Regions from separate parts of the Mus musculus genome. Here region 1 is linked to region 2. A link is a loop called in an ENCODE intact Hi-C map of the cell type or tissue named here. Cell type or tissue: heart. All regions are shown on one strand. Links, peaks and the distances in the headings refer to the core of each region. The heading gives the core; the rest is flanking DNA.

What was found. Peaks named below come from ENCODE experiments on the same cell type or tissue, not always from the same donor. Only the 100,000 strongest peaks of a DNase experiment are listed, where the experiment ranks them.
Region 1: a loop joins it to region 2, with 6 times the contacts of the local background. A loop is called at or near these places in 1 of 42 quality-filtered maps.

What each region holds. Positions count from the first base shown.
Region 1 is chr4:128,879,768-128,886,761 of GRCm38, reverse strand. It overlaps Trim62 (tripartite motif-containing 62), which reads right to left and starts at 2,718. Exons shown (of 5, transcript NM_178110.3): 1 at 2,185-2,718. The coding sequence starts at 2,592. It overlaps Gm33760 (a long non-coding RNA gene), which reads right to left. Exons shown (of 3, transcript XR_003955115.1): 3 at 4,430-4,762. In heart, for the core only: a CTCF peak has its summit at 3,343; DNase peaks (open chromatin) are centred at 2,121, 2,621 and 3,231; H3K4me3 peaks cover 1,576 bases; H3K27ac peaks cover 1,225 bases.
Region 2 is chr4:128,726,219-128,728,718 of GRCm38, reverse strand. The region is part of intron 9 of Phc2 (polyhomeotic 2); the gene reads right to left. Gm33712 (a long non-coding RNA gene) reads left to right here and starts at 1,184. Exons shown (of 3, transcript XR_003955114.1): 1 at 1,184-1,460. In heart, for the core only: a CTCF peak has its summit at 1,365; DNase peaks (open chromatin) are centred at 838 and 1,178; H3K4me3 peaks cover 1,831 bases; H3K27ac peaks cover 2,316 bases.

The sequences.
Region 1 (6,994 bases), core at 2,094-4,593, 160 kb before region 2:
CTGTACCAGATGATCTCCAAGGCTTTGGCAGCGTCTCCGTCATTCCCCAGGATAGGGGCCTCAGCACAGGCTCCAGCAGCCACCAGCGCTGCTAGAGGGATGAGCAGACCTTGAGGGTGGAGGTTGCCCCATCCCCAGCAGCTAATGAGCCTAGGAGAGGCAGAAGGGGGTGGAGTGTGGCCTGAACCCCACCTCTCAGCATAGCCTCCCGAAAGGGAGGCAAGTTTCTCTGCCAGCACCTGCCTAAGTCCAAAGGGGTTCATTGAGGCAAGTCTCTTCCTCAGGTGAGAGAGATGAGGCTAGCCAGCAGGGTACAGGGGTTCTGGAAAGATCTTGGGAGGAGGAAGGATGGCAATAGGAACTGCTGATGCTCCCACCCTACACACTTCAGATAAGGTCTTCCCAGGGCAGCCTCATCAAAGTCCAGGCAGGAGAGTAGGTATTTAAATTCCTGATTAAATATCTTGAGGGACATAGAACTCACCACTCACAGGTTAGTGACTCTATTTCTTATTCTTTTTTTTTTATATATATATGAAAAACATCTTCCACTTTGGAATCCTCCAGCTGGGGTGAACTTAGACCAAGTTTGGTCATTCATTCATTCATTCATTCATTCAAGTTTTATTGATAGGTCCTGTGGGCTAAGCCTGTGCCAGTTTGGGGACAATAAACATGCCAGGGAAAAAGCTGTTGCTACCTTGAGGTATTGTCTATGACTGGTATCCCAAAGCCAGGGAAGAGACTGGCTGGGCTGAAACTGCTCAGCTTGAGAAAAGAAGTCAAAGACGCTTGAGCATCATTAAATAGGCTTTAGTGGGTATCCTCCCACCAAGATTGTGTAACAGAATTCCACCAGGTGACTGTGTTACTGAGAATCCTCTAGTGGGGAGGATTTGGAAGATATGCTGCATTATCCGATTAAAGCGGATCGTGGAATGCTTCTCCTTAGAGTCCCACCCCTGAGGCGGCAACATCACCGTCCTCAGCAGCTAAGAGCTCTTGCTGAGGGCCTGGGTTTGATTCCCAGCACCCACGGTGGTGACTCACAATCGTGTGTAACTCCAGGTCCACAGGATCTGATGCCCTCCTCTGGCCTCTTGGTGCGCATGCACATGGTGCACATGCAGGCAAGATACTTGCACACAGACAATAAAATAATTGATTATTGATATCAATACTATCTTATTGATAGAAGACATCCAGGAAAATGTAGTTCTCAGCACGTGTATCTACCTATATTTCTTTCTCTCTATACAAACACACACACACACACACACACACACACACACACGACAATGGAGCTTGAGGAAAGGAAAATGTTTGGGTGGGGTCTTAGAGTATTAAACACACTGACCAGGGTCTTGCCCTCTTGTCAATGACAACGGAAAGGTTTAGGGGAGACTAGCTGCAGTTAAGGGCTATGTCCAATTGAGTACTCAAAGATTCGGATGTAGAAGACAAGAGGGGTCATCACCAGGCCTTGGGAATTCCTAGAAGCTTGTCTTCCCCTCCTCCAAATCTTGTCTAATTCTCCAAATCTTGAATCTTTAATTCCTGGTTCCACTCTCAATTGGCCCCTACTCTGGTTTAAATTTTAAAAAAAAGGTTCTTGTCATATCTGAACTTGAGGCCGACCTTAGACTCTCACCTCACATACCTTGATCTAATCTTGGCACCCAAACCTGCCCTCTGAACAATTTGCACGTCTTAAGCTTAACTCTCACTTTCATCATCCAACCGAGGCCCAGGCCTCACTCTAGATCTCAATGAACACCTGGAGCAGCAAGCCGCATCCCACAATGCCCCAAACATTCCAGAATTCTGTAGCTGCATTTAGAGTAGCTCACCCCTCCCACACACCCCACTTCGACTCCCAGGTTAGCTTTGATAGTGGTCCTTCCTTTGCCCAAAAGTCCAGAAGGAGCTGCTGTCTCCCATTCTGTCTCAGCCTCAGCCAGCATCTGGTCCAGCTGTAGCTTCCTCTCTCCATCATCCTATCCCACCTCGACCTGTCTCCCATCCAGATCTCTCTCAAGCCCATTTGACACAGTGATGCTCAAGGGACCCGCCCCTGCCCCGCCCCTCACAGGAGCCACGCCCCTTTGGCATTAAGCCGGCCTGTGGCCCTTGCCCCTATTGGAACCCTGACCCCACCTACAGCCCCGCCTGTCCGCCTCGCACCTGCAACTCCTCGAAGGCATCGTCGATGCCAGTGACCTGGTGTTGCTCGTGCAGCGCGGGCTCATCACAGAAGAAGCAGAGCAGTGCGCGGTCCGTGAGGCAGAAGAGCTTGACCTTGTCGTGAGCCTGGCAGGGTCGCGCGGCTCGGCGCGCGTTGAGGATGGCGTCCAGCGGGAAGGCGCTGTAGCGCTCCACGATGTTGGCCAGCTTGAGGCTGGGCGCGAGCGCGGGCTCGGCGAACGTGCGCCGGCACTCCGGGCAGTCGCGGGCGCCCTGAGCCTCCTGCCGCACCCAGTGCTCGGTGATGCAGCGGCGGCAGAAGTAGTGCTCGCAGCCCAGGCTCACCGGGTCCTGGTAGATGCTCAGGCAGATGGAGCACAGCAGCTCGTCCTTGAGGCTGCACGCCATGGCGCCAGGGGCGGCGCGAAGCGGAGCCCGGGAGGCCGGCGGCCGGCGCGGCGCGATTGGGGGCGGTACCCGGGGGCCAGGCCCACGGGGGCACGGGCGACAGGCGCCGGGGAGCGCGGGGGGAGCTGTCTGCGACGCCGGAGGCGCGAGGGCTCGGTGCCGAGTGGGTGCCACCCGGGATGCGAGCACCGGAGCTCGGTTTCGAGGTCCTAGGTGGCCACCAGCGATGGGCGCTGGAGGAGAGAGGCCGAGGGCGTCCCAAGGAAGGGGCTCCAGGCGAGGAGGATCTAGAGGACCAGACACTCCCAAGGGATAGATGCTGCGAGGAGGAGATCCCGAAGAGGGGCGGAATCCCGGGACCCGAAAAGCTTTGAGAGGGGGTCGAGCTGGGGATGGGGAATTCTGCGGGACAGAGCAGCCAGACCCAGCCGCACCGCGGCTTTGCCCGGCAGAGCAGAGGAGGGGTGCCGGCCCACTCAGCTGCCCGACCCTGGCCGCAGATCCCGGCCCCGCGCGGCCCCTTACCCGCACCAGCTCAGCGGCCACCGCTTCGGTCCAGCGCAGCCTCTCAACCCGGAACCAGCCGAGCCGAACTGCCCGGCGCCCAGGCTCCCTCTCCGCCCCCGCGGGCGGGACCCGAGCCGCTCCGCCCCCGCGGCGGGCGGGGGGAGGGGAGGGGCCTCCAGACCCCGCCTCGCTGCCACTGTGCTCCTGACCCCCAGGGACGGGAAAAACAGCTGTTTCTTCTGGGTCTGCACAGCTGTCAGGTTTGTTTAGGGTCCTGGCGGCAGGGGGCGAGAGGACAGCTAATGAAGAAAAAGTGAGAAGATAGCACCTAAGGAACATCTCTCCGGATGATCAATTTGAAGAACTAAGGGCAATAATAACTGAGTATTAAGACAAGACGGTGCTCTGTAGTCTGCATAGAATATATAATGTTTGCATAGATTGTAGTGATAAAATTAGAGACTTGCCCTGTTGGCATGGGCTAAGTTCAAAGTCGCCATTCTCCTAAACCTTTAGGTTCTATTTCCTCTTCCCTTTCTAAGGAGGGCTCTTAGTAGAAGATTGTGGAGAGAACCCTGCCTAACGTCTAGCTCAAAGGTTCTTTCCATTCATCGGATGTTTCTGCATTGCTGTGTGAGCATGTGTGTGAGTGTGTGTGTGTGTGTGTGTGTGTGTGTGTATAAGAAGTTGGAGTAAGAAAAAAAGTATAATGGGAGACCTTGTCATCTCTGCCAGATGGAGGGGAGGAAAGGGATTTCTAAGAAGGTGAAAGAGAGAGACAGACAGACAGAGAGACAGACAGAGACAGGGAGAACAGAAGCATGAGTGGGGGGGGGCACATGGAGACCTGCATGCTGTTCTGTTCTGTTCTGTTCTGTTGAGAGTGGGATAAGGAAGAAGTTTGGGGAAGGTGAAAGGCATGGGCATCTTAGAGAAGAATTTCTTGAAGGTGTTGGGCTTTCGAGCAGAAAAATGGCCTGCCTTGGTTTGGGTTTCTTGGTGTGCAAGATACACACTACATCATCAGTACAGTGAAGGAGGGGGACCCTTTGCATGCATGCAGTGCTAGGCACGGGTGAGCAACTGTGGCAAAGCCGAGGCCTGCAGGAGGAAGGAAAGGCTGGCCCCAGGGAGGTGGTTGCTGTCTCAGGACCTGCAAGAGGTCAGTTTGCACCGTGATTGTCTGTCAGGATAAGACCATCAGGAAAAAAAAAAAGCACCATGACAATTAGTGGTGGATAAAGGGGGTGATGGGGAGGAGGTATTGAGAGTGTGTTGCATAACTTTTCCTGTGGTGACATGAACAAAGGTATATTCATTCCAGACAGGGCATAGTGAACCAGTCGGTTTATTGGGGTTAGTTAAAGGAACATGGGTGACTCAAAGGATCCCACCCCAGCATGGGTGACAAGTCATGAAAGTCACATCCGTAGGATTCCCTGCTCTGCTTGCAGGCAGCTCTGCAGGCCTGACGGTCCCTTCTCCTTAGGGGAGGGGCTCCGTGCATCCTGTAACTGCCTAAGGTTCTTGAGCCTTTGTGATGCCTCCTAGAGTCTTAGGCGCTTTCCTTCTGGAACACTTGTTTCATCCAGAGGACATAACTCTGCATCAGGGTGGCTCCCCAGCACCGGCCTCTTCCACCAGTGTCTTCACCGGGGTTAAACTTCATTGAAGTAGAATTTAAGAAAGAAATGCTTCATTCTGTGAACACGCCCTCCATCACCCTCACCCGGCTCCTGTTTCACAAGAGACAGGCTGGCTGCTCATGTGACAGCTATTCCTTACATCCAGAGCCTGGATTCTGTTTAAGTGACACTCTTTCCAATATGATCATGGGAAGGCAGACCCCACCCAGCTCCAGGAGAGAATTTTGTTTGATCCAAATCATGATGGTTGCATCCCTCTTGTCGGTAATGGATTGGTGGTGTCTAACTTGGAAAAAAAAACCAAAAAAAACAGAGAGAAAGACTAAGGAGAGAGGAGCCTTCTGGAGGCATGCTTTGGCATTAGAGTAGCCATGTTGTGCTTAGTCTGAGCATGCAGCCAGTGCCCGAGGGGAAGAGGAAACTTACTTTGGTTCAGAGCCTGGACTTTTAGATATGTAAGATCTTATTGCTTAAGCAAGTTTCATAGTGGCAGATTGTCATTTGGAAACCTAAAGAACCATGACTGATACATTAACACGTATTCCCCCAATTTTTTTTCAAACAGAGCAGAGTCTAAATTATTGAAGCAACTGGAGAGAAATGAAAAAAAAATGATAATAATAAAAGGCTGGGTGATGTATCAAACAGGCTTTGATGTTCACTGTATATTGACTGATATAGGCAGGTCTTTTACTAGCATCTGAAATACACTACGCAGTTTGCAGACACGCTGGAAGAACAAGAAGACAGTCTTATGCTTGCACAGCGCATTGTTGGATGTGAGTCCCAAAGCAGTCCTCACCAGTTTAGATCATGATCCCAATTTTGCAAAGATGGGTACTAAAGTACTAAAGAACAGAAAACGGAAATAGAGTAGAATCACTAAGCTGTCCATCAAAAACCTTCCTGTGTTGATAGTAAAGAAGCCCCTGAAAGAGTAGCAGCTCTGCTAGAAACTAGGTTCCCCAGCTCCGGCAGAGTGTGGCTTTGCTAACCAAGCTCTTCCCAGTGGACTGTAAGTAGAAACAGGCTTTAAGGCAATGCATTTTTGTTCTTCCATGTGCTGTGTCCCCTTGAGTTGGAACAGAGATATGCCAGGGATTTGGCTTCAATAATAAGGAGCTAACAGAGCAAAGGTGTGGAAGGAACCTGGGCTCCTGAATGACTGTGTGGTGTGGGATTGCCCCGCCCCCCCGCCCCTCCCCCCACATTCACCGACACGGATGTGAATGAATGGTCAGAGCTGAGGCAGAAATCCTGATTACCATGTCAGCCACTTGTTTCTGAGAACCACTTACTAATCTAAGAAGTAACATCAGGATTTTTAGGAGGGGAAGAGGGGGCTCTCCAAGAAATACTGTTGAGTGAAAAAAAAAAAAAAACAACAAAACTATACACCAACACTTAGACACGGGCACATGTAGAATTAATTATACATGAATTTCAGACCAAAAGTTCTGCAGAGTCACGCAGCAATTCTAAGTGTGTGCAGCTGTGAGCTGGAATTTCGAGGGGTTTTTATCTTTCACGCTGTGTAGCTCTACTTTCTTTGTAATAAGAAAACTAAAGATTTAAGTGGGCCTTGTTATTGGTGGATTCCATATGTGCAAGTTCACCTACTGTTAAAATCTGTGTCCTGGAAACTAAGACCCGAGGTACCAACTGTAGACCAATGATAACTGGAAAAAAAAAATCGTCAGTGCTAAACATGAATAGACTTTTAAATTGTCACTTTCTCTTTAAGACTGCTACCTAAAACTATGTCGCATCTTCATAGGTAAGGCGCTACAAGCAACCTATTGGTGATTTAAATCTATGGCTAGGAGTGTATAGGTTATATACAATACAATGCAATGCCATTTCACATGGATTTGAACGCCCATGGATTTTGGTTAGTGTGAGAGTCCTCCAGGATCTTGAAGGACCGCTGGATATTTTAAATAAAGTGTCTTTAAACAGAAGCACGCGTAAAATGAAGTTACATATTGATCGGTGGCTGAAAATATGCTCAGGGACTTGCAGGAACCTGACCCTGTGTTTCCTCATAGAGCAATGATTCAGGATTCGCAAAGTCAGTTCTTGCAGTGACTTTATAGACTGCAGCACCACAAATAGTGAGAGGCGGCTGTGTATAAAGTGGTTATGTGTAACAGCATCTACTAATGCAAGGGTACCAACACCCCCCGTCCTTTCCATCCAGGTAATACAGGCTCAGGCCATCGGCAGGGGAAGAGGAGAGAGAAAGTCTG
Region 2 (2,500 bases), core at 1-2,500:
GGTGAATGATAATTGGATTATCCAGTAATGCCCCAGGGCCAAATGGCTGAGAAAGGCCAGGACAGTGCGGTGAACATTACACTGGTATAGTGAAAGTGACATTACTTTCTAAACCCGAAACTGAAAGCTGAGACAGACAGGCAATGGAGATGGAATAGTTTAAAGTGAGGCCATCCTAGGAAAATTGCAGACAGCCGGGAGGATTAGGTCGGAAGTTCACTTCCCAAGAGATCCTCTGGGCCTAATATGCTAATGGAGGGATTAAGGATCAAGGATGGGAAAAGTCGGAGGGTAAAGCTGTCATTGATTTGTAAAGCAGGAATAAGAGTGAGCTCAGCGGACAGCGCCAAAAGGGAAGGAAAGTTGATGGGAACTGTTAGTATTAAGCTAGATAAACCTTCGGCAGTTAAGGTGCAGGAGGGTCTCACTACTGGTACAAACTGGCAACCGACGCGGGAATCGGGGCTCAGGCGCTCTGGCGACAACTTCACCAGTTCGCATTCTGGCCGTGCACATTACCTGCCTCTCTGGACGTCAACTTAAACAGACGCTCAAAGATTCCGGATTTAACGTAAAGAGCCCTCAGACGCAGCATACCTTCGCTTGGCACGGGAGGGCGAGAAAACGCTCTCCTAAAAATGGAAGAGGACAGGCACAAAACAACTTGTCCTTTCCCATCAATACAAGTCCCCGCGGGGCCCTGGGATCCAGAGGCCCCGAGCGGGAGCGGAGGCGGCTCGGGCCCTCCCCGGAGGCCGAGCTCTGCGGCGCGGCCCACAGGCCTCCGCGAGGCCCAGGGCGGCGCCCGTTCCTGGCACGGCAAGATCCCTCCCCGCGGCAGCACTGACCTGTCCGGGGCCCGGCCGGGCCTGACCGGGCGGGGCCTACGCAGCCCCTGGGCCCGGCGCCGCCTGGAGCGGGGGCCCGGGCGGGCCGCGTCCTCCGCGCCGGGAGCCTCCGAGCCGGGGCCCGGGGCTGCCGCGGCGCATCCGACCGCAGGGCCCGGCGGCCTGGACAAAGGGCGCAAGGCGCGGGGCGCGGGGCCGGGAGGGCGGCAGGCGACGGCCGGGTTGCGGCGAGAGCTCAAGGGCTGCGGCGCCGCGGAGACAATGCGGCGCGTCCGGACCGGCTCCCGGGCCGCCTCCGCCGGGGCGGGGCGAGGGCGGGGCTAGGCGGCGCGGGGCGGAGGGGCGGACGACGCGGCCCGCGCGCTTCCTTTGTGCGCCCGAGCCCCGCCCCGCGTCCTCCGGAAGGCTCGAAGGCGTCCGGCTCGGGGGGCGCCCCCGGGGACCCGTGGCCTGTGACCCCCGCCCCGGTGGCTCACTGTGGGGTCTCGGAGGCGAGTCTTAATGATTGAGGGTTAGTGCGTGTCAGGGCGAAGTGCACGCACCCTCTCCCTTATTGTCCACAATAACCCTCCAAGTGATCATTATCCTCCCCACTGGGAGCGAGGATCAGAGGTGAAGTAATGACCAAAGGGACCCAGTCCTACCTCCATAAAAGGCGTAATCCCTACCGCCAGGTTTAATGTGAGGGTTAACTGATTTACAAATTGCTTGCAGTGCCTGGTGCACAGTGGGAGCCCAATAAATGTTAGTTTTCTTTCCCAAACACACTGTTGTAGCTTGAACTGTCCTGGCGAAGTACCTTCCCGAAGTAAGCAGGCTAGGAGCGCTGGGGGTACAGGGACACGAGAGTAGTACCATCCTCAAACAGCTGTTGGATGGACACAGTGACTCCCATCACTCAATTCCTGACTGCTCTCTAGTATCAGTATTTTCCCATCTGTTCATTATCTTCATTCATACAGGCCTCTACCAGGCTGCCCACCCCCAACTTCACTTTGTCCACATTTTTCTACTTCCTGCAGGCTTACTTCTCTCTCTTCCTCGTTCCCCATTTCTCCTTTCCCCTTTACTTTCCAAACTTTCAAACCTTCTTTGCAGTAAAATTCACATTGCTCATTCTCACACACTGACATTTCGTTTTCAATAGGAAGATGATAAGCAACCAAATACTCACCTTCTGTCACGCCCTTGCCCACTCTTCTGCCCTCCACCTTAATTAACTTCCACTGTCCTGCCAGGAAAGCTCTGTCCCTGGCTTTACAAGCCCAAGTCTTACCCATCCTTCAAGGTCGAGAGACCAGCAGTTGGCAAACTTCTTCAGAAAGGAGCCATATAGGAAGGAACTAGCCTAAGCTGGGTGTCCCAGCTCTTCCAGTGCACACTGTTGCTGAATCTGAGAGCTGCCATAATGGATATGTGAGCGTGGCTGTGTTCCCACAGACCTTCACTGTGAACGCTGACATCTGAATCCCATGTATTTTTCACACATCATGAAATACTATTTTGATCATTGCATTTGTAATGTACAAACATTGGCGAGTTAATAGGCATAGCCTGAGGGCTATGGCTTGCCAACCCCTGCTTTGTAGCAATGCCACTTCCGCTCTGAGATGTAGCCTGCTAATCTCCACTTGGCAGTTACATTCCCCTCT